4 separate regions of the Homo sapiens genome follow, and regions 1, 3 and 4 are each linked to region 2. A link is a loop called in an ENCODE intact Hi-C map of the cell type or tissue named here. Cell type or tissue: ascending aorta. All regions are shown on one strand.

The links. Peaks named below come from ENCODE experiments on the same cell type or tissue, not always from the same donor. Only the 100,000 strongest peaks of a DNase experiment are listed, where the experiment ranks them.
Region 1: it touches region 2 in a loop (3-fold over the local background); 5 of 110 quality-filtered maps call a loop at or near these places.
Region 3: a loop joins it to region 2, with 2.4 times the contacts of the local background. A loop is called at or near these places in 12 of 110 quality-filtered maps.
Region 4: a loop joins it to region 2, with 2.9 times the contacts of the local background. A loop is called at or near these places in 20 of 110 quality-filtered maps.

What each region holds. Positions count from the first base shown.
Region 1 is chr10:128,009,415-128,014,414 of GRCh38, forward strand. The region is part of intron 2 of PTPRE (protein tyrosine phosphatase receptor type E); the gene reads left to right. Among named protein-coding and RNA genes, the nearest start is that of AS-PTPRE, 51 kb to the right of the region's middle. In ascending aorta, a CTCF peak has its summit at 2,119 (motif pointing left); a DNase peak (open chromatin) is centred at 2,107.
Region 2 is chr10:127,916,854-127,921,853 of GRCh38, forward strand. All of the region lies in intron 1 of PTPRE (protein tyrosine phosphatase receptor type E), which reads left to right. Among named protein-coding and RNA genes, the nearest start is that of PTPRE, 12 kb to the left of the region's middle. In ascending aorta, a CTCF peak has its summit at 2,661; DNase peaks (open chromatin) are centred at 1,888, 2,638 and 3,248; H3K27ac peaks cover 3,233 bases.
Region 3 is chr10:127,988,376-127,993,375 of GRCh38, forward strand. All of the region lies in intron 2 of PTPRE (protein tyrosine phosphatase receptor type E), which reads left to right. Among named protein-coding and RNA genes, the nearest start is that of PTPRE-AS1, 57 kb to the left of the region's middle. In ascending aorta, no CTCF peak of the experiment used is centred here; DNase peaks (open chromatin) are centred at 2,646, 3,046 and 3,565; H3K4me3 peaks cover 263 bases; H3K27ac peaks cover 2,446 bases.
Region 4 is chr10:127,975,839-127,980,838 of GRCh38, forward strand. All of the region lies in intron 1 of PTPRE (protein tyrosine phosphatase receptor type E), which reads left to right. Among named protein-coding and RNA genes, the nearest start is that of PTPRE-AS1, 44 kb to the left of the region's middle. RefSeq lists an enhancer at 1,532-2,032. In ascending aorta, no CTCF peak of the experiment used is centred here; a DNase peak (open chromatin) is centred at 1,983; H3K4me3 peaks cover 798 bases; H3K27ac peaks cover 2,901 bases.

The sequences.
Region 1 (5,000 bases), 93 kb after region 2:
CGGGGAGAGCTGAAGGGTGCGGCAGGTTCTGTGAGACTTGGTCTCTGCTTCAGGGCACGGAGCTGACATTTGCAAAGGCCCCCTGTGTGCCAGCCAGTGCCAAGGGCATGCTTCTTCCCTGTGGAGCTTCCCCCGAGGTGCAGCGAGGTCACTATTGTGCCTGTTTTACTCTGAGCCGGAAAGAGCTGGCCCAGAGCTACACGGCTGGTGGACTGGAGCTCGGGTCGTCCTGAACTTGTGGCCCAGGCTCTTTGCAGTGCGTGTGCTGCAAAGGACAGCCCTGAAAGATGCTGAAAAGAATTCAGTCATTTAGGTTTTAAAACTTGGGCTTTCCCAGCTCCTTCATTGTTTAAATATCACCAATGAAATGGAGGAAATTTATTTAGCACATAATTGTAGTCTCGTTTCATATGAAGACAACAACATTTCTCTCTTGTTTCTGAGTGGTGGCCTCACCCCCCTCCATGGCCAGGAGTCAGGGGGACATATGAGTCACCGTCCAAGCCCTGACCCTTATGAGAGAAAGCAGGCAAGACTGATAATTGCACTGAGCAATGACCATGAGCTGAGATGGTCTGGAACTCACAGGGGCACGTGGTCACCCTATTTATAGAACATCTTACAGTGATGAGGGCCATTCATTCATTCATTCACTCACTCACTTATTCATCCCTCAAGTCCTTCTGGGCAGCCCCTGGGTGCCAGGCCCTTTGCTGGCCGTAAACCAGGCCGACTTGTCCCCAGCCCTTCCAGCCTGGATACCTGAGTGGGGGTGGTTTGTAGCCCCTCTGTTCTCACACCAGAGATTACTTCCCATTTTATAGGTTGCCAAATGTACATGAGCGCCCACACACAGAAAATGGCAGAGCCCAGGGACTCTGAAGCCTGGTGGTTGAGGTATGCCCAGCCTTTGCTAAAGACAGCAGAGAATAGCTTGGCTTGGGGAATTGAAATTTTTTCTTGCCTGAGAAATATGAGAACTCCTCCCTTTGCCGGGGCACAGATCCCATCACCACCAGGTCAGGGAAGAGACCATGCGGTTCCCAGCCCAGTGCTCTCTGCCTTTTTCTCTCTCCTACTTCCTTCTCCTCTCAACTTTAGATCCCCAGCCACAACCGTCAAACCCTGTTCCTTTTCTTTTCTTTTCTTTTCTTTTCTTTTCTTTTCTTTTCTTTTCTTTCCTTTTGAGATGGAGTCTCGCTCTGTCGCCCAGGCTGGAGGGCAGTGAGGGCAGTGGCGCGATCTTGGCTTACTACAAGCTCCGCCTCCCGGGTTCACACCATTCTCCTGCCTCAGCCTCCTGAGTAGCTGGGACTACAGGTGCCCGCGGACACGCCCGGCTAATTTTTTGTATTTTTAGTCGAGATGGGGTTTCACCGTGTTAGCCAGGATGGTCTTGATCTCCTGACTTCGTGATCCACCTGCCTCGGCCTCCCAAAGTGCTGGGATTACAGGCGTGAGCCACTGCTCCCGGCCTTAAACCCTGGTTCCTTAAACAGCTGGTAACCCATCCATTAAGCGGAAGGCAGGCAGAAGGTTCGTGTCCCAGGAGCCACCCGTCTTCCTGAATTGCCACCCCTGTCCTAAGCATGACACTTCATTTGTACATACTTTGAGTTATAGTCTCCAGAATAATTAATTTTAATATTTATGGAAGAATCGATTCCGTGGGAAGAAAGCCAATTTCCTGAACATGGCATGCGGTTTAATGGGTAATTCTCTCTGTCATTCTAGGCAAGAAAAGTCCATTTGGGTGTTAAATTTCTTGGCTGGGGTAGAGATAACAGACCCACAGATTGTAAAATTCCAGGCTGGGACATGGGTGTGAGGATGACTTTTGGGAATTCAGATGAATCTTAGAATGCTAGTTCCTAATTAATCACTGTAACACGGCGAGTGAATGGAGAGGAAAAGCTATTTAAGAACAAATGTTTGGGCATTGGTGAAGTGGTTACGTTTCTAGAGTGATCCTGCAAGGATACTGGTTGAGGTGACTGGGGGACCCCGGAGGAGGCGCGGGTTAGGAAGGTTCTGAGCGTGGCCTGGGCGCACCAGGCGGGTGCGCGGTAGACGTTCCTGTGGCTTACCCGACGGTGCCACCTTCTGGTCACCTCTGGCATAGCACCCGGGCTTCAAGCTTGGCGCATGCGCGGAAGCGTCCCCGTAGCCCGACCCCATCCCTAATGCTTCCAAATTCAGGTGCTAAGTTGAGCCCATAAAATGCAAAGTTATAACACCATTTCACTAGAAATTCCTTTTAGGACACTCCTGTCACTCTATGCTTCCTCTATCTGTCCTGTTGGGCTGTGAGCATCCTAGGGGCTCCCCCCTCCACCCCAAGAGGGTGCCATGGCTGGTGCCCAGCCAAGCTCAGCAACTGTGGGTGCCTCACACGTGCCAGTTCACAGGCGGTGGCCTAAACACCTGGAATGTGGCTGTCACTGTCCCCCTCCCACCAGCTCAGAGCAGAACCTGGGCCAGAGAGTCCACCTGTGTCCTCACCCATCCTAAGGGCGGAAACTGTCCCAAGATCAGAGAAGGGAAAAACCTCTAAGAGACAGATGACATGCCCAGGGTGACAAGATAGACAGCCCAGGTGTGAACCCAGGTCCACCTGTCTCCTGGCTCAGAGTGACAAGATTGTGAGCCTGGGTGTGAACCCAGGTCCACCTGTCTCCTGGCTCAGAGTGACAAGATTGTGAGCCCGGGTGTGAACCCAGGTCCACCTGTCTCCTGGCTCAGAGTGACAAGATTGTGAGCCCAGGTGTGAATCCAGGTCCACCTGTCTCCTGTGTTGGGGCTCTTTTCAGAGTGCTGGCCGCCTCCTGGAGCCTCCCAATGCAACTCACCTTTGCAACTCAAGGGTGATTTTAGGGCAATAAAATGCTCCAGGATAGATCTGACCTTGTGGTCACTCAAGAGTCCAGCAACTTCCTGGCCAATAAACCAAACTTCTCCTTGCCCTGCACCTGTGAGGTCTGGCCCATCCTCCCCATGAGCCTGAGCTAGTAAATATCCAGTGTCACCTGCTACCCTTGCTTTGCTGAGAAGCCCCAGATGAAGCTCCTCACCATGGCAGCGAGGCACCCACCCAGCCTTGGGAGAGAGGCTCATGCCATCAGCTTTGTCCTAACAGCTGTGCTGTTGAACGCCTGGGTTTCTGCTCAGCTCAGGAGTCATTAAGGTGCACCTGCTACTTGCTAGGCATGGACGAGGCATCATTTCCTGTCCTTGGGAGCTTCACAAGAGCAGAGGTGGGGGCTAGCTCTGGTGGCATATTCAGCACCTAGGACACCTATGTCAAATACAAGGATTCCAGTAATTTTTCAAAAGGTTGGCACCAGCCACTCCCCACAACCCTACCTTGAACCCACTGAAGTCTTTTTCAGGGGAGTGTGGTCTCCCAGTTAGACTAGAAATCCCTGGAAGGCAGCAAGGTTGTCGAATCTGGTTAATTAAACAAGGCCTCCTTCCCTGCTCTGTATCCAGAAGACAGTCAGTAAATATTTGTTAAACAAATAAACACATTTCTATTACTGGCTCTTGGTCAGTAAAATCAGCATTTCTTTAAAAATTCATGAGCGCCGTAGTGCTTCCCACTGTGAGAGCAAGCCATGTTATGAAATTGGCATGAATTTTCTATTAAAGAGAAGAGTCTATTTAATAAAATACTCCCAAAGGGTAGCTTTTTGGGTTACTGCTGTGCTGCATTATAATTTTCTATAATTACATGCTGTTGACTGTAGTTTACCAACAGAGTGTCAGTAAAGAAAAACGTAACCCTGGAACTGTATTACTTCAAGTGTGTAGCCTTACCAAATGGAAACTCATCGGTTAGCTGGGTCGAGGGTGGCAAAGAGAGTGTTCTCCGAAGTCGTGAGTAGAGGAAACATAAAGTTGCCCTGCAGCTCTCAATGTGTGCGGTCAAAACAAATAGCTGGGGGGATCTGTTAGGAAACCTGTTGGGATAATCTAGAAATGGAGGGAGAATCCTATCTTGGAGCGCCACTGGGGGCTGCTAGTAGAAAGGAGTTTGATGGACAGCAGCTTTAAGGGGCAGCACCTGCTGAGAAAAGCAATCCTTTAAACGGTCACATGGTAGACAGAGGAGGGATGTGCTATGATCTGAATGTCTGTGTCCCCCCCCAGATTTATATGCTGAAATCTGATCACCAATGTGCTGGGTTGAGGAGGCGGGGCCTTGGGAGGTGATTAGGTCATGAAGGTGGAGCCCTCTTGAATGGGATTAGTGCCCTTACAAAATAGGCTCCAGGGGACCTATTTGTTGAGGACACAGCAAAAAGGTCTTGAACAGGCAGAGGGCCCTCCCCAGACACCACATCCGCTGGCACCTTCATCCTGGACTTCTCAGCTTTCAGAACTGTGAGGAGCTTCTGTTGTTTACCCAGTCTAAGATATTTTGTTATGGCAGCTGGGCTGACTAAGACAGTGTGTAGAGGGAGTTTCCCGAAGGCAGGGCTGTGTTTGTTGTGTTCACCTTTGAATGCAAGTAGGTGCCAGTAAGTAGTGGAATGCATGCATGTGTGCGTGCAGGAGGCTACCACGGAATTAGACAAGACCCAATGTGCCCCTACCTCTGCCATTCTCTTGAAGTGTGCCTCAGGCCAAATTGCCTGTCCTCTCTGGGTCGTGGTCATCTCTGTTCTAGATGAGGATTCTGATCCTCCGTCCCAGACTGGCTGGCAAAGCAGGAGATGCACCACCCTAACAAGTCTGATGAGGACCAGGGCTTTGGCAGGGACCCCAGCTCCACAGGTCCCCTCCAGGCACTGGCAGAGGGTGCGTCCCCTCACAGCTGGGGTGTCCAGGGAGGTTGTGAAGCAGCTTCTCTGAGTTATAAAATATGGAGCGTTCTCTCCTTAGTTGCAATTTGGGGTCAAATGTTCTCCCAAACAACCGGAGGAGCAGTTATAAATAATGCATGCACATTGTTTGGCCCAATTAACATTCTTCAGAAGATGGGGGCAATTCTTTGAAGT
Region 2 (5,000 bases):
GAAAAACGCATGTGTGCACACAGTCATTTGTATAGTTTCAGCAAGTCTTTCCTAACACCCCTCCCCCCATCCTGAGGCTCACAGGTTCCAGGTGTGTCCCCTTTGTGCGGCCTGGCCAGCCCCACAGAGCCCAGCAGCATGCTCAGCTGTGAGTTTGAGAAGGGGTCCCCTGCTGGCTGTGTGTGGAAAGCCAGAATGGAGGTGACGGGGGAAACCGACTCAGCAGGTTGGATTTATAGGCAACATGACCATGTGGGTGAGAGGATGAGAGTGAGAACCAAGGCCCCGCAGTTTTCGGCCAGGGTGACTGGATGCATCCGGACCAGACACAGGCTTACGAGATGATGGTGCGCCCAGGGTGTGAGCTGAGTTTGAGGGTGCCAGAGGGGGAAGCCGCTCCAACATGTGGAATCCAAGCAGCTGATTCCAGCAGGGAGGGTCTGTCCAAAGGGAAGCGAAGAGAGTTTTTCAGCATGAAACTGATGGTGCCAATGTTTGTGCTTCACTGCGCTAAACTGTCATCTTTCTGTTAAATTTGGCTTACAGGGCCAGGTGCAGTGGCTCATGCCTGTAATCCCAACACTTTGGGAAGCTGAGGTTGGAGGATTGCTTGAGGCTAGGAGTTTGAGACCAGTCTGGGCGACATAGTGATACTGTCTCTAAAAAATATTAGCCAGGCATGATGGTGCATGCCTGTAGTCCCAGTTGCTCCGGGGGCTAAGGCAGGAGGATCACTTGAGCCCAGGAGGTCGAGGCTGCCATGATCATGCCACTGTACTCCAGCCTTGGTGACAGAGCGAGAACCTGTCTCAAAAAAATTTTTTTTATTTTGAAAATTGGGTTACACTGTACATTCTTAGGGTCTAGACAATATTCCTAATAAAATGCCATGTAGGCTGGGCACGGTGGCTCACACCTGTAATCCCAGCATTTTGTGAGGCCAAGGTAGGTGGATCACATGAGGTCAGGAGTTCACAACTAGCCGGGCCAACATAGTGAAACCCCATCTCTACTAAAAATACAAAAATTAGCTGAGCACGCTGGCACGCACCTGTAATCCCAGCTACTTGGGAGGCTGAGACAGGAGAATCGCTTGAACCCATGACACAGAGGTTGCAGTGAGCTGAGATCACACCACTGCACTCAGCCTGGGTGACAGAGTGAGACACCATCTCAAAAAAAAAGCCATATAATGATGGTTGTTGTCATCAGAGAAGTCGGCTCACAGGGGGTGATGTCTCCTGCTCCCACTTACAAAGTAGGTGAGAATGATCTCGAGAAGCTCCATGAGGTGACCCTCAGCCTCTGATGGGGACAAACAGGAGTCACCCTGCTCTCTCTCTGGCTCCCATGACTCTTATCTAAAGACCTCAGGCTGGCTTGGAGCACCCCCTTTAAACTTCCTTTAAAAAAGGAGAAAATCGGCCTGGTGCAGTGGCTCACGCCTGTAATACCATCACTTTTGGAGGCCGAGGTGGCCAGATCAGGAGGTCAGGAGATCAAGACCATCCTGGCTAACACGGTGAAACCCCATCTCTACTAAAAACACACAAAAAATAGCCCAGCATGGTGGTGGGCGCCTGTAGTCCCAGCTACTCAGGAAGCTGAGGCAGGAGAATGGCATGAACCCGGGAGGCGGAGCTTGCAGTGAGCCGAGATCACGCCACTGCACTCCAGCCTGGGCGACAGAGCGAGACTCCATCTCAAAAAAAAAAAAAAAAGAGAGAAAATCTATATGGAAGAAATGAAAATTATTGAAGGAGCTTGGGGAAAAGGCTGAAAGAATCTTGGCTGTTCATGCAAACCAAGTCCCAGGGCTGGCTTCATGGCTGTTGGGCAACCCCTGCCCAGTCAGCATCCTGGCAGTTGTCACTTTGGCAGAGTCGGAGGACAGACACACAATGACAGCAAGAGCAAAGGCAGGGCCTGCCCGCGAGGAAGAGCCACGGCTGTTGAGCGTGGATGTGTATTTCTCAAGGAGTATGAAGGAGTCTTTTTGCAAAATTGCAAAGAACTGGCCTGACTGGGAAGTGCAAGAGTTATCTTCCCTTCAGGGAAGAGGGAAGTTTAACTGGGGCCTCCTTGGGCTGGAACACATCTCAAAGTCATGGTTCTTGGAAACCCAGGGTGCATTTATGGACAAGTCTATTATAGGAGTTGTAGGTGTATCTTGAAGATGCAAAAATTCATTTTGTACCTTTATTTTACACATCAGACCTTACCCAGGTACCATTCTGTGCTGGGCAGTGCCTAGGACTGAGGCAGATTTGGCTCCATTGGTGTGCCCAGGAAATGGACTTCATTGCACACTGAAGGACCAGCCCTTCAATGCATTGTCTTCAAATAAAAATGAAAATTTCACTCATTTCTGGTGATTTTCTCAATAACCTTTCTCATAGGTTTGAATATAACTAGAAACATAATTTTTGTCCAAGTCTTTCAGTTCACCAAAAACCAAAGTTAAATTCTACCCTTGCGCTTTAGATGTTAACAATTTGAGAAGTTTGGCGAACAATTCCATCTCCTTATTTAGAGCCAGAGCTGGAGGCCAGCTGCAGATGAGGAAAGGGAGACTTGCCCAGGGGCACGCTGCCTGCTCCTGCCACCCGTGGGCTGCCTTCTTCCTGTTCTGTTCTGTGCTGCCTCTAGTGGACTGACCCCTTATCCCTCCTTCCTGTGCCTGCAACACGGCTTATGGTGCTGGGCCTCAGGAAATGGAGGTCCCTCATCTGCATCCATAAGAAGAAAGCCCGGGTTATTCATCTGTTTAGACAGAAGTGCACTCCAACCTTTAGCAGGATCTGAAGGTGAGAAGCTATGACTTCATTACTGTGCATCCATCTTTTGTCTGCTTGGCCCTAGTCCTCTGGGTGTGGTTTCCGCCTGGCAAATTACTTCCAGGAGATGCTTGAGAAGGCAGTAGCGTGTGGAAACATCTTATGTGCAGCATGCTTTTGTTTACAAATGATTTATTATTGGTTATGTCAAAATACACATCCTGAATGAATGGGCAGTGCTGGGTAGAAATCAGTGACATCAATCGTGGTTATTTTACTTAGCAGTGGATTTTTTTTTTTTCCTTTTCAGTGTAGTAGTAATTTGTAAATGCTTTATGGAGGTTATGCTTTCTTTAGTGGCTTGGCATCTTGGAAATTGGAGCAGCCAGGCTCGGCGTGCTGTGTCCATTTTTAGCCCTAGCAGGCAGGAAGTGTGGCCATGCTCTCTCAGGGTAACTGCTGCGAGTTTGTGGCTAGAATGATGTTGGGTGGGAGTTACTCAACTGTTTGAATGCAATGGGCTTAGCTAATGGTAAGAAAGTGCGTGGAGCCTGGGAAGCAATTGATAGCTGGTTACCCTGAGCTCAGCCTCTAGTAACAAATGACACAAGGCATTTGTGAAGGCTGGAAAGCCTCCGTGAGAAGAGCACCTTGAGTCCCACTGGGAAGGGGCAGCCCCTTGGAGCATGAGGGGTCTCTTGCTGCCTCTGCTTTGGGTCTGGCTGAGGGTCCACTTTGCTCCCTGACCCCAGCCAGGGTACCAGTTCCCAGATTGCTGGTGGGCGTGTGACAGCTCATGTGGCCAAGCACCCTGCCCTGCTTCTTCAAAGCTCCTAGGTGGGGGAGTCCCAGTGGCAGGGCAGAGGGACCAACCCCCATGGCTGACTCAGCTGTAGTCCACCCAGATTGCATTTATGGGTAAGTCTACTAGAGGCACTGTACCCGAGCCTGGGGCAACCCTTCTTCTTTCGTGGACTTCCCTGGTCTCTCCAGGACGTTTCAGTGCAAATGCAGCTGTGTGATACCACCCCATACACTGGCGGGGCTGAAGGGAGGTTGGGTTCCGTATCAGTCAGGGACCTTAGGGATGCACGAGATGGAAATATGACTCAAGTTCAGTCAAGTTCATAGGGGCGTTGACTTACAAAACTGAAAGCTCAGGTACAACTGGATCCACATGGCCAGATGTTGCCACCAAGGCCCTGGCTCTCTCTCATATGTGCTCTGACAGACTCAGTCCTGTGGGGCCTCCAGCAAACTCACATTCTGTCTTCCCTGTGTAAGGAGAGGGCGTTTCCCTACAGATCAACCCAGACATGAGTCTCCTTGGCTCTGACGAGCCAGGCTTGGATAACTGGCCCAACCTCAAAGCTTCCTCGGTGTCTGGGGCTTGCCCTGTTCTGATAATCCAGGCTTGGGCCCTCTGTCTTCCCAGGGGCCAGAGGTGGAAACACAGCTCCTTTGGCAAGTGTCCTATTTTCAGTGGGGGTCCAGGGCAATAAATGAAATACTCGTTACGATAATACCAGCGATCACTGGTGTTGAGGGTGCACTTGCTGAGTGCCAGCCAGATCCTGCTCTAAGCACTTGGACATGTTAACTCGGTCAGTGCTCACAGCTGCAAAACCAGGTGAGGGCAGCAATTAGTGCATTTTTGACAGAAGGAACTGGAGGCCCAGATAGGGTAGCAGCAGGGCAGGGATTTGAAAAGGGATTGAGACCAATAATCCCCAAGACGGAGGAGTGATGCCTATGTGTGGAAGCAGGGGCCACACGGCTGCTGGGGATGGGGTGGGAAGAGGCGTCCTGTGGCCTCCAGGCTCACTCAGGGAGCAGTCAGATGGAAGGCCGGGGTAGACACCTGGACCTGCCTGGGAAGGGCTTTAGAATCACAGGAGGGACGTGAGCTCCATCTTGAACTGGGGGAGGTGATGCCAGGGATGTGGACGTCTATAGGGACTGGGCTGGGGGCACAGAGCTGGGGGCCAGGAGAGGCTCACTGAGCTGTTGCCCAGCAGGGCTGTGCCTCAGAGTCACAGGGGAGGTTCCCGAGAGCCTCCTGCTTGGACCCTGCTCTCATGATTGGCTCCAAGTTCTACAGTGAGGCCAGGGCAGCTGCATTTTTTACAAAGCTCCCCCAGGAAATTCCAAGTGTGGCCAGGGTGGAGAATGCCAGGGTCTTCTGTAGGGTCCCAGAATGAGGTCAGGACTTTCTTCAATGCA
Region 3 (5,000 bases), 72 kb after region 2:
GCTCTTCGCAAACTTTGCCTCCAGGGTTCAAGCGATTCTCCTGCCTCTACCTCCTGAGTAGCTGGGATTACAGGCACCTGTCACCATGCCCAGCTAATTTTTGTGTTTTTAGTAGAGATGGGTTTTGCCATATTGGCCAGGCTGGTCTCGAACTCCTGACCTCAGGTGATCCGCCCACCTTGGTCTCCCAAAGTGCTGGGATTACAGGCATGAGCCACCCTACCTGGCCTGCGGTGACTTTTTAAAGCTGCTCATACACATGAACATAAAGATGGAAACAACAGATGCGGGGAACTCCAAAAGGGAAGAGGGAGGGAGGAGAGCAAGGGTTGAAAGACTCTCTATTGGGTACTATGTTCACTATTGGGGTGATAGGTTCAATAGAAGCTCAAAGCCCAGCATTGTGCAATGTACCCATGTAAGAAACCTGCACACATACTCTCGAATCTACAATAACATTTTTTAAAACTGCTTATTATGTTGCAGAGTTTGGTAAAAATTATTTAAAATGGTAAGAAAGGAAGGATCTCTGTGGAACTACTGAACAAAAACATGTCATGTAATAGATTTTCTGGGTAGCTTTTCTCCTTGTTTTGAATAGAAATGAGCATAAGCAAAAAAACGAAAACTGGATTTGTGTTTATTTTATGATGAGGGCTGTTTCAGTTCTAACAACTTTTAAAAAATATGTTGATAGTATTTAACTGATTTCAAACAACTCTACCAAGATTCATCTGCTATCAGAAATGGTGCAGATTTCATGTTCAAGTGCTATAACATATACATATAGATAGCTTCTTAAAGCTATATATATTATATTTTACATATACATATTATATATTTAAAGCTATCATGTTAGCATGTTGCTGCTGAGAAATGAATTTTTTTAAATCTCATGTTTGTGAAATTATTATTTAGAAAAACAGGATTTGCTCTATTTCCTGTTTTTCCAGATAACTTACATGCCTTATGCTTAAACAAAAATTGCATTTCTGATAAGACACATACATATGGAGCACTTATTTACAAAGCATGCTCAAATTCATGATCTCAAGTGGGCCCCCTAAACATGCAGAGGCAGCAGTCCAGGCATGCCTTGTCACCTCTCCCTTAAAGAGGGGAAAACAGAGACCCAGGCAGGCTGGATAAGTGAGTTGTAGGACAGTGGAAAGGAAGTGCCAGTCCCCAGCGGTGCTCTCTCGGACTGAAACGCTGCTCCTCTCCAACTGAAAAAACAGTCGGCTCTCATTACCACCACCAAAGGTGAAGTTCAGACCTGCCAAAAGAAAAACTTTTCCGTTATGAAAAATATTATTTGACAGTTATGCAAGTGACAGAGAACATTAACAAATAAGAACATATCCTGTGGATTCTGCAAACGGTTTGCTGGTTGATAATTATATTTTGGAACAGTTTTATGATCACTTGAGTTGATCTTGGCCAGAGTTCCCAATTATTTCTGCATGTTATCTGCTGACCAAATCCAGCTTTCTAATCTCTTTTCACACACTTGGCATGTTTCCTTCCAGCACAGCCAGTAATTTGTTCATTCGCTCACTGAGGGTTTATCGGGTTTATCAGGTATCTCTTGCAAGCTTATAATTGTGCAAGATATTGAAAAATGAAGTGGTTGATTCTAGTTCTAATTTCAGGAAATATTGCTTAGAGAGCCAATGTTTGAGTCCTTTCTCTACTAAGTATAAATGTGTGTTTTGCCCAGGAGCCTAGAAAAATGATTGATTAGAAAGATTTTAGTTCTGGAAAGTTGAATGGCCTCTGTAATCCCAGCACTTTAGGAGGCTGAGGTGGTTGGATCACTTGAGGTCAGGAGTTTGAGAGCAGCCTGGCCAGTATGGTAAAACCTCATCTCCACTAAAAATACAAAAATTAGCCAGGCATGGTGGCACGTGCCTGTAATCTCAGCTACTCAGGAGGCAGAGGCAGGAGAATCACTTGAACCCAGGAGGCGGAGGTTGCAGTGAGCCGAGACTGCACCGTTGCACTCCAGCCTGGGTGACAGAGCATGACTCCACCTCAAAAAAAAAAAAAAAAAAAAAAGAAAGAAAAGAAAAGAAAGCGGAGTGACTTAGACTTGTCACTTCATCACTCTGAGTCACACCTTCTTGGTCTAAAACATAAAGGGCTGGGTGAGAATTGTTTAAAGACATCTTCAAGACCTAGAGTTCTATGCTCTAGGGTGGTGCTGGTCTGGATTTGGAGTTAGCAACAGAAATCCCCAGAAAGTAACTACTGCATGTGTCGGCCATGACGGGGACCAGCCGCACTCATCCCCTTGTCTTGCAGGATGTGTCTGCATGTTTTGGGGTGAATGTTTTGTCATCTTCCTATGAGAAAGCAGCACTGGCCTAGGGGCTTCCTCCTCCTGCCTCGCTCATTTGTTTTTGCTCTCTCACTGCTCTCCAAAAGAAGCAAGAACATTTTTTTAAAAAGCATTTTATTAATGGAAAATTTTTATTTGAAATATGGTCATTTCCTTTTTATAATGTTGCTTCTATTCAGGAAGGAAAAGCTGAGAATCCGTGGGCTTTGATTTTAAAACTCAAACAGAAATGTTAGTTAATAAAACAAAGGTATTTTTCCCACTGTTCTGAGGGCCATTCTGGCAAATGGTTCCGGGGGCCGCGTGATGGTTTATGTTGCTAGAAGAAGTGATTCACTGGGAAGGTGAACCACTTCATCTCGTCAGAAACCATGGAAACCCTCGATATCACTCTGTTCCCCTCTTAGGGGAGTTCTCAACAGAAGACACACTGGAAAGTGGATGTCACCGGGATGAAGTTAGAAATCCCAAAAGTAGACTATTTGAGCAAGATCGAATTCAAAGGCATCACTATTTTCAAAACCTGTTTTTGGCTTCCTTCCAATCTGAAGCCAACACCGACATTCTGTTATGCTGTTTCCCGTTGTGGGCGGACTGACTTAATTTTTAATGAGTGATTCACTACCCACGGCTGTATATTTTCCGCCTGCTGAGCTGAGAATTAAGTCATTTTCCTTTAAAAAATTCTTTCTGATACCAGCTGAGTAATGTGGTTCTCAGTGTTTGAGACAAGGAGGCATGTTAATATCACTTAAGAGAGGGTGTTTAACCTGACCTAGGCTCTTAAGACACGGCAAGCATGACGCCATCATGAATGGAATGCTCTCTAGAAAAGGAGCCTGTCTCATTCAGCTTTCAAAAACATTTCTTTCTATAAAAATATTTTCCAAAGTTGTGCAATTTTTTGAAACATTTTCTGGGGGTAATACAAATCCAATCCATTTGGGAAGTCGCGTGGGAGGTTTCCTAATGGGAAGCCTGGTAATATCAGGTGTTTCCCTACAGTGTTCGCAGGGTCTCACCCCTGTCCACTCTGATGACTCTGACTGGCCTCTGTCCGTCCAGCAGGGATCTGGCAATCCTTTCTGATCCATAATCTTTATTAGAATAGCACCGGAGGTACTTGTGGCCACCAGAGCTATGTAGCTCCTGTCTTGGGCCCCACCCCTTACCAAACTGTTCCCTCTCCTGGGCCCCTCAACACCACTCCTTCAGGATGACTCTGAAGCACAGGCCGCCCTATCTTTACAGTGAGTCCCTCCTGCCTGTCCTGAGCACTGACCAGTGAGCCCACCGGGTGAGCAGCTGAAGCTCCTCCCTGTGCCCAGCACCTCGGGGCCCCCAGGATCAGATTTTACCCAGTAGAACCCAAGAACCTAGAGGATGGGAAACACAGCTAGCAAGGAGGTGGCAGGAGGGGTGCAGATCAGAGGGGTGAGAAAGGGAGGCTGGAGGGGCAGGTGGAGCACTCAGGAGTTAGTCATGGGGAAAACAACATGACCAGAAAAGGAGCAGAGGTGGGGCCTGTGAGGCTCAGGTACCGAATGTCTGTGCTAAGCAACCACGTGGGGGTCAGCAGGTCACCCCTCTTCTAAGGACATCCGTCTCCCTAGCTGCTCAGTGGAGTCACCTCTGCAAGGCTCTAGGGTTCTCGCCATCCAGGTTGGGCCCTCAGAAGAAACTGAAAAGTTCTCGCACGAAATTCATAGCACACTGAAAATACAAAGGGTGGCAGCTGGGGGTCTCTTTCTTTGGGAATGATTTGCTCTTAGCCCAGCATCTTGGGCCTCAGCTCGGGGCTTCCTGAAGCCGAGCTTCCCTGGTGAAGAGGCCCCCTATTCAGGGCAGCTGCTCACCAACGCTCCTGGGCCTCGGGGCACTCAGGAAACACCCGAGTTACCCTCAGGGCCAGACCGCAGGCCTGGAGCCTCTCCTTTTGCTGATGCACCTGCATCAGAAAGCCAGACACCTGCTCTAGAAACCTAGGTACCAGGTCTAAAATCCAAATACAGCATCAGGAGCCCAAATACCTGGTTAGAATCCAAGTCCCCATTCAGAAAACTAAGTATCATGCAACAAATCCAAATACCTCTTCAGAAACTCAAATATGTGGTCAGAAAGCCAGGTGCGTGCCCAGGCATTTGTAATAACCGCGTAAGTGGGAGTCTTCATTTTTCTCCAGAACAAGTAGCCCCTTTCTGAAATTCATCATAAAGCTAAAAAATAAATAAGAATTGTTTTATTTCAGTGAGGCTGTAGTGCATTTTTTTAATGTGTCTGCTGTGTATATCACAGTGTGCCTGGGATATCTGAAAAAGTTTGAAGTTGCCCCGGTCACAGAATCTAGGGTCCTGATTGAAAATGAGCAGAGGGTTGAGGAAATAGACTCACTGAAATTGCGTATTCAGGTCTATGAAAGACAGAGAACTACATCAGGGGTGTCACAGCAACCCAGGGGCTCCTCTTCTAAGTTTCTTAAATCCCCAGGAAAGGGTTTTCTTCTAAGACGTGGTTAGAAGGAAATGAACTACTAATCTTGAGAAATGAAAAGTCAAGTTCGGAGAATGGCCTGACAATTCGCGCTATCAGAGAGTGCATGTTTTCTCTAACTCCCATTTTCTACTTTATCCATAATTTATATGATGTGTGACACATAACT
Region 4 (5,000 bases), 59 kb after region 2:
GGACTGCTGCTCTGAAGTCCCACTGCACTACCCAGTGTGGGGAGTCCTTGTGGCAAGCTACCCTATATCTCTGAGCCTCAGTTCCCCCTCTGCAAAGTGGGTCTAATAACAAACTCCTCATATGAGTATTGAGAGGATGCAGTGATCCCTGTTGGGTGCTTGGCGGGGAGTCTGGCATGAAGTTCCTGTCCTTACAGTGGCTGTTTCTTCTGCAAGGGTCTTCTCTTGGTGGCAGTTAACACCGTCCATCCCTGTCCTCAAACACTAGATCCCCTGCCAAGAAGCTACTCATAGGGCAAAGATTTTTTTAAAAAACATGACAGTGACTGTCAGTATCTGAGAAGTGTCCATGCCCAGCGCCAAGAGGTGAACAAATTCATAGCTCTCCCCTCTGGGGCTTGGAGGGCACCCCTACACCTCGGAAGGGAGCCTGGAATCAAATTGCCATGTTTCCAAATTTGATACTGATAATAATGGCATAGACAGACGAGGCAGTATGGAAACCAGCAGACACTCGTACTTGCAAAGGAGGATTTGTCTGGCTTTCTAATTTGCATGTTTCCTAATCCAAAGAGGGTGCCTCAACCGTGGAGTAATTAGAGAGTGTGTGCCTTGGTCGGGGGAGGAGGGAGTTTGAGAGGCAGGCAGGGATGCACGTGGATCTGTGCTGAGCAGCTGCCCATGAATAATTTCTAAAAGTTGCCAAATATTTAGAAGTCCTGCTCGTCTGTCATAGACTGGCAAAAAGGATGGTTGAGAAAAATGGGTCTTTTTCTTCCCCCAGGCTTAGCAACATTGTTTTAAAGATTTCATCTCCTTTTCAAGGTGGTTTAACGCTGTGGGGAAGGCAGGATAAGATTCTACTAAACTCCTTCATGTCAGGGAGGGCTCCCTCCCCCAAGTTCAGTAGCTCCTTCTGTCCTGTCTTTCATGCATTAGAAAATATAGACATTAACAGCTTTACTGTTGCCTGGAAGGTAAACAAGGAAGCTGTGAGTATGATATCAGTGCGAATCTGAAGCCTAGATGATTCAGAAACGTTTTGCTTTCTTCCATCATTTGAATTACCCACTGGAAGCAGAATGAAGTTGTCCGATAGAATGCAGAGACAGCCGCAGGGGCCGTGGCTGCGGTTCTGTCCATTCCCCACTACACTTAATTAAAGTGATGAGGTCTCTGTTATTTTTTTATTTGGAGTAATGATCCTGCTCTTTGACCAGTCCATCTAAAGTAATGGTCATAGTCATGGTGCTTAAGCGTTACTGTGATTGAGGGTGAATGACAGTTCTTGCTACCCCAGTGCCCTAATTGATCAGGACAGCTCAGTGTCTTTTGGGAAAAACTGGAGTCCAAGAGAAGGCAGCCAGGATTGAGGAACTTGGCTCCGGGAGCTGGTCATTCACAGTAAGACTGCTTCAAGGTCAGTATCTCTGGCATTTAACTGCATGAAGTGGAGTTTTATTCCATATCCTTTCTTTATAAAATTTTAATACATCATGAAAAGTTCACATTTTAGATATACTCATAGAAACATGTATGTAAACATGTTAAAATAAAATGTAAATGCACTTCCAAAAAATTCTTCAAGGTTGCTACTCGTTTAAAAGACTAGCTTGGAGATACGCATGCTACACAAGCCACTCAGCAACCTACATTCTGCCCACTCGAATGCTTGTGGCGCCTTAAGCCAAGGTTGTGTGTAAAAGGCATTTTCCTTTTGTCCGAGTTTGGAAAGATTGGCCAGTTCTGTTCATCTCAGAAGTAATTTGAATGTTTCCCTTAAATGGAATAGTTCCGAGGGACTGATTCTAAATGCTGTAGTTTTATTTTCTTCTTTGCAAGGTTAGGATGCACAATAACGTCGCTCCGTCTTTCCATATCTTGTGAGTAATCAGGACCCAACCCAGCAGCCTGGCCACTTCCTGTGGGCGCCCTCACTGGCCTGACCTTGCCTGCCCCTGCCCCCCTTCCTAAGGGTGGATTTCCCCTGTTCCGATGTTGTCACCATGGCTTTTTCCCAGGGCCTTGTCGGGCTCCCTCCCTGCTTCTGTTCCCTGGAAGCAGAGTGGCTGCAGCTGTGAGCTCCAGGGACTCACCAGCCAAAGCTCCAGCCAAAGCTCCAACTCTGTGGCCAGGCTGGTCCAGGCCTCTGTGGGCCAGGCTACTTCCAAAGACCCACTTCTCCCACAGTAAATATATGGCCATCCCGGGGCTTTCCTTTCTGGAGGAGAGAACATAATGGAGCATCCTCTAGGACAGGAAAATATTTTAAGGAATAATCCAGTATCATTATTGCCATCTGCAGAATGCCTTTCCTACACCATTCCTACACTAAAGGAATTACAGCTTCACTGGGAGGAAGGAGATATAGACAAAAGAAGCAAAACAAAACAAAAACAAAAAAAAACAAGCAGACAAGCCTGGGTATAGTGGCTCACGCCTGTAATGCCAGCACTTTGGGAGGCCAAGGTGGCTGGGTCGCTTGACCCCAGGAGTTCGAGACCAGTCTGGGCAACATCAGGAGACCCTGTCTCTACAAAAAATACAAAATTAGTGGGACATGGTGGCGCACACCTGTAGTCCCAGCTACTCGGGGGGTGGCTGAGGCAGAAAGACGGCTTGAGCCCAGGACATCAAGCCTACAGTGAGATATGATCGTGCCACTGAACTTCAGCCTGGACTATAGAGTGGGACCCTCTCTCAGTTTAAGAAAAAAAATAAAATAAAACAAGCAGACAAACATACATTGCAATGTAGGATGGCTTCCTCCGGGAGGCCTAGCCAGGAGTGGGTTCAGCAGCCCCGGGCCGGCATTGCCGCTGCCCTGTCTCCTCGCTCTGTGATGCTGGTCCAGAGCCTCACCAAGCCTCAGTGTCCTCATCTTTAAAGTGGGTCTCACCGGCCGGGCTTGGTAACTCATGCCTGTAATCCCAGCTCTTTGGGAGGCCGAGGAGGGTGGATCACTTGAGGTCAGGAGTTGAAGACCAGCCTGGCCAACATGGTGAAACTCCATCTTTACTAAATATACAAAAATTAGCCAGGTGTGGTGGTGTGTGCCTGTAATCCCAGCTACTCAGGAGGCTGAGGCAGGAGAATCACTTGAACCCAGGAGGCAGGGGCTGCAGTGAGCCAAGATCCCGCTACTGCACTCCAGCCTGGGTTACAGAGCGAGACTCCATCTCAAAAAATAAATAAACAAATAAAAATTTAAAAATAATAAAGTGGGTCTTGCCTTACCTACTAGGATAGTTGTTAGATGTGGGAGAGATGCCATAAGCAGTGCCCAGGGCACTCCACAGCCCGAGAAATCTAAGCTCATCTCTCCTTCCCCTTGCTGGAGGACAACAACGTTCAAGAGAACAACAGGAAGCTTTCCCATGAGTGGAAGGATGTTGTGTCAGCTTCTCACTGACCCCACTTCACGGATCTGTCTGCTCAAACCAACCTCCCCAACCCCCAGCTTTTAAATGTGCCTCTTTCACAGTTTCCAACTTGTTGCTCAATATTACAGTAGCCATCAGCGTCGCAGTGTTGGCCTAATGGAAGTCTTCACTTGGTAAAGGTTTACTTTAGAGAACATTATGATTGGTTTTTGCTCTAATTCTTTAAGAAACTGATAGTTGTGGTTTCCTACTATCATGTGTGAGCCACAAACCAATAAAATACCTGATCTATTTGTAGTACAAAAATTAGCGGAATGTGGTAGTGCACACCTGTAGTCCCAGCTACTTGGGAGGCTGAGGCAAGAGGACTGCTTGAGCCCAGGAGGTTGAGGCTGCAGTGAGCCATGATTGCACCGCTGCACAATAAGGCAAGAGTTCAGTGTATTCTTGCCTTATTTTTTAAAAATCAGCTGCAAGTTTAATTTCAAGTTATGATTTGTGTTTGATTGGGGTTGTCAATCGTGCAACCATTGGCAAAGTGCCAACAGGTTCTACCAAAATTGGTCTTTTCCCATGTGGTTTTAGTCTGGTTTGACTCAAGCCTGCTGCCACTGTCTGCAGCCCTGCTCCAGAAACTTCTGCATGGCATTGGGTTTTATTTTACATTAAAATAAATCAGCATTGCATTGGAAGATTGATCATTTCTATCAATCCTCTTGAGATATTGGAGGTATAACTTCCATTCCTGGCTTCTTCCCTTGCTTGGCCCCAGTCAAACATCACGAGTCACTCTTTTTAGCATCTTTTCTGGTTCATTTTGGGGAGTGGAAAGGATGGACTCTTGTAATAAGTTATTCCTACAAAAAAGCAGTTCCCCTATCTGCAGTGATCCTCAAGTAATCATTTCTTGCCCAAAAACCAATGCCCTCTCAGTCCCCTGCCATCATGCTCTATGTAATACTGGGTTCCACTGCACCCTGGAAACCCTCTGTGCTTTAATATGTTACTCAACAGATTTTCCCCGGTTGTTTTATATAGCTGCCCCAGTAGGTGCTTTGGCATTATATAGACTATCTTTTAAATTTTATTTATAATTGTTGTTTCCATATACAAATCCTTTTTTTTTTTTTTGTATTAGTAACTTTATACCTTGTGACCTTAACTCATATATTGCCTCTAGTGGCTATTTTTGAATCCTTTGGGATTTTCTACATAGACTATTATGTCATTTGAGAATAAAGTTTTATTTTTTTCTTTTCAATGCTTATGTCTTTTAATTCTTTTTCCTAACTTATTGCATTGGCTATGATTTCCAGGATAATGTTAAATAGGAGTGGGACAAATCCTTGCTTTGTTCCCAGTGCTGGGGAGAGGTATTAAGTCTTTCACCATTAAGAATAATTTGAGCTGTAGATTTGCCCAAATAGACTTAAAATTCCTTAGTTACCAGAAGTATTTTTTCTGCTTCTTGGGCTTCAAACACACCTCATGGGTCAGCTTTTAAATGTATAACAATATACATTTAAACAATTTTTTAAAAATATAACAATTTATAACAACTTTTAATTGTGTGCTGTAGAGTCTTTATTTGATATGATTTAAAATATCTAGTTTTGT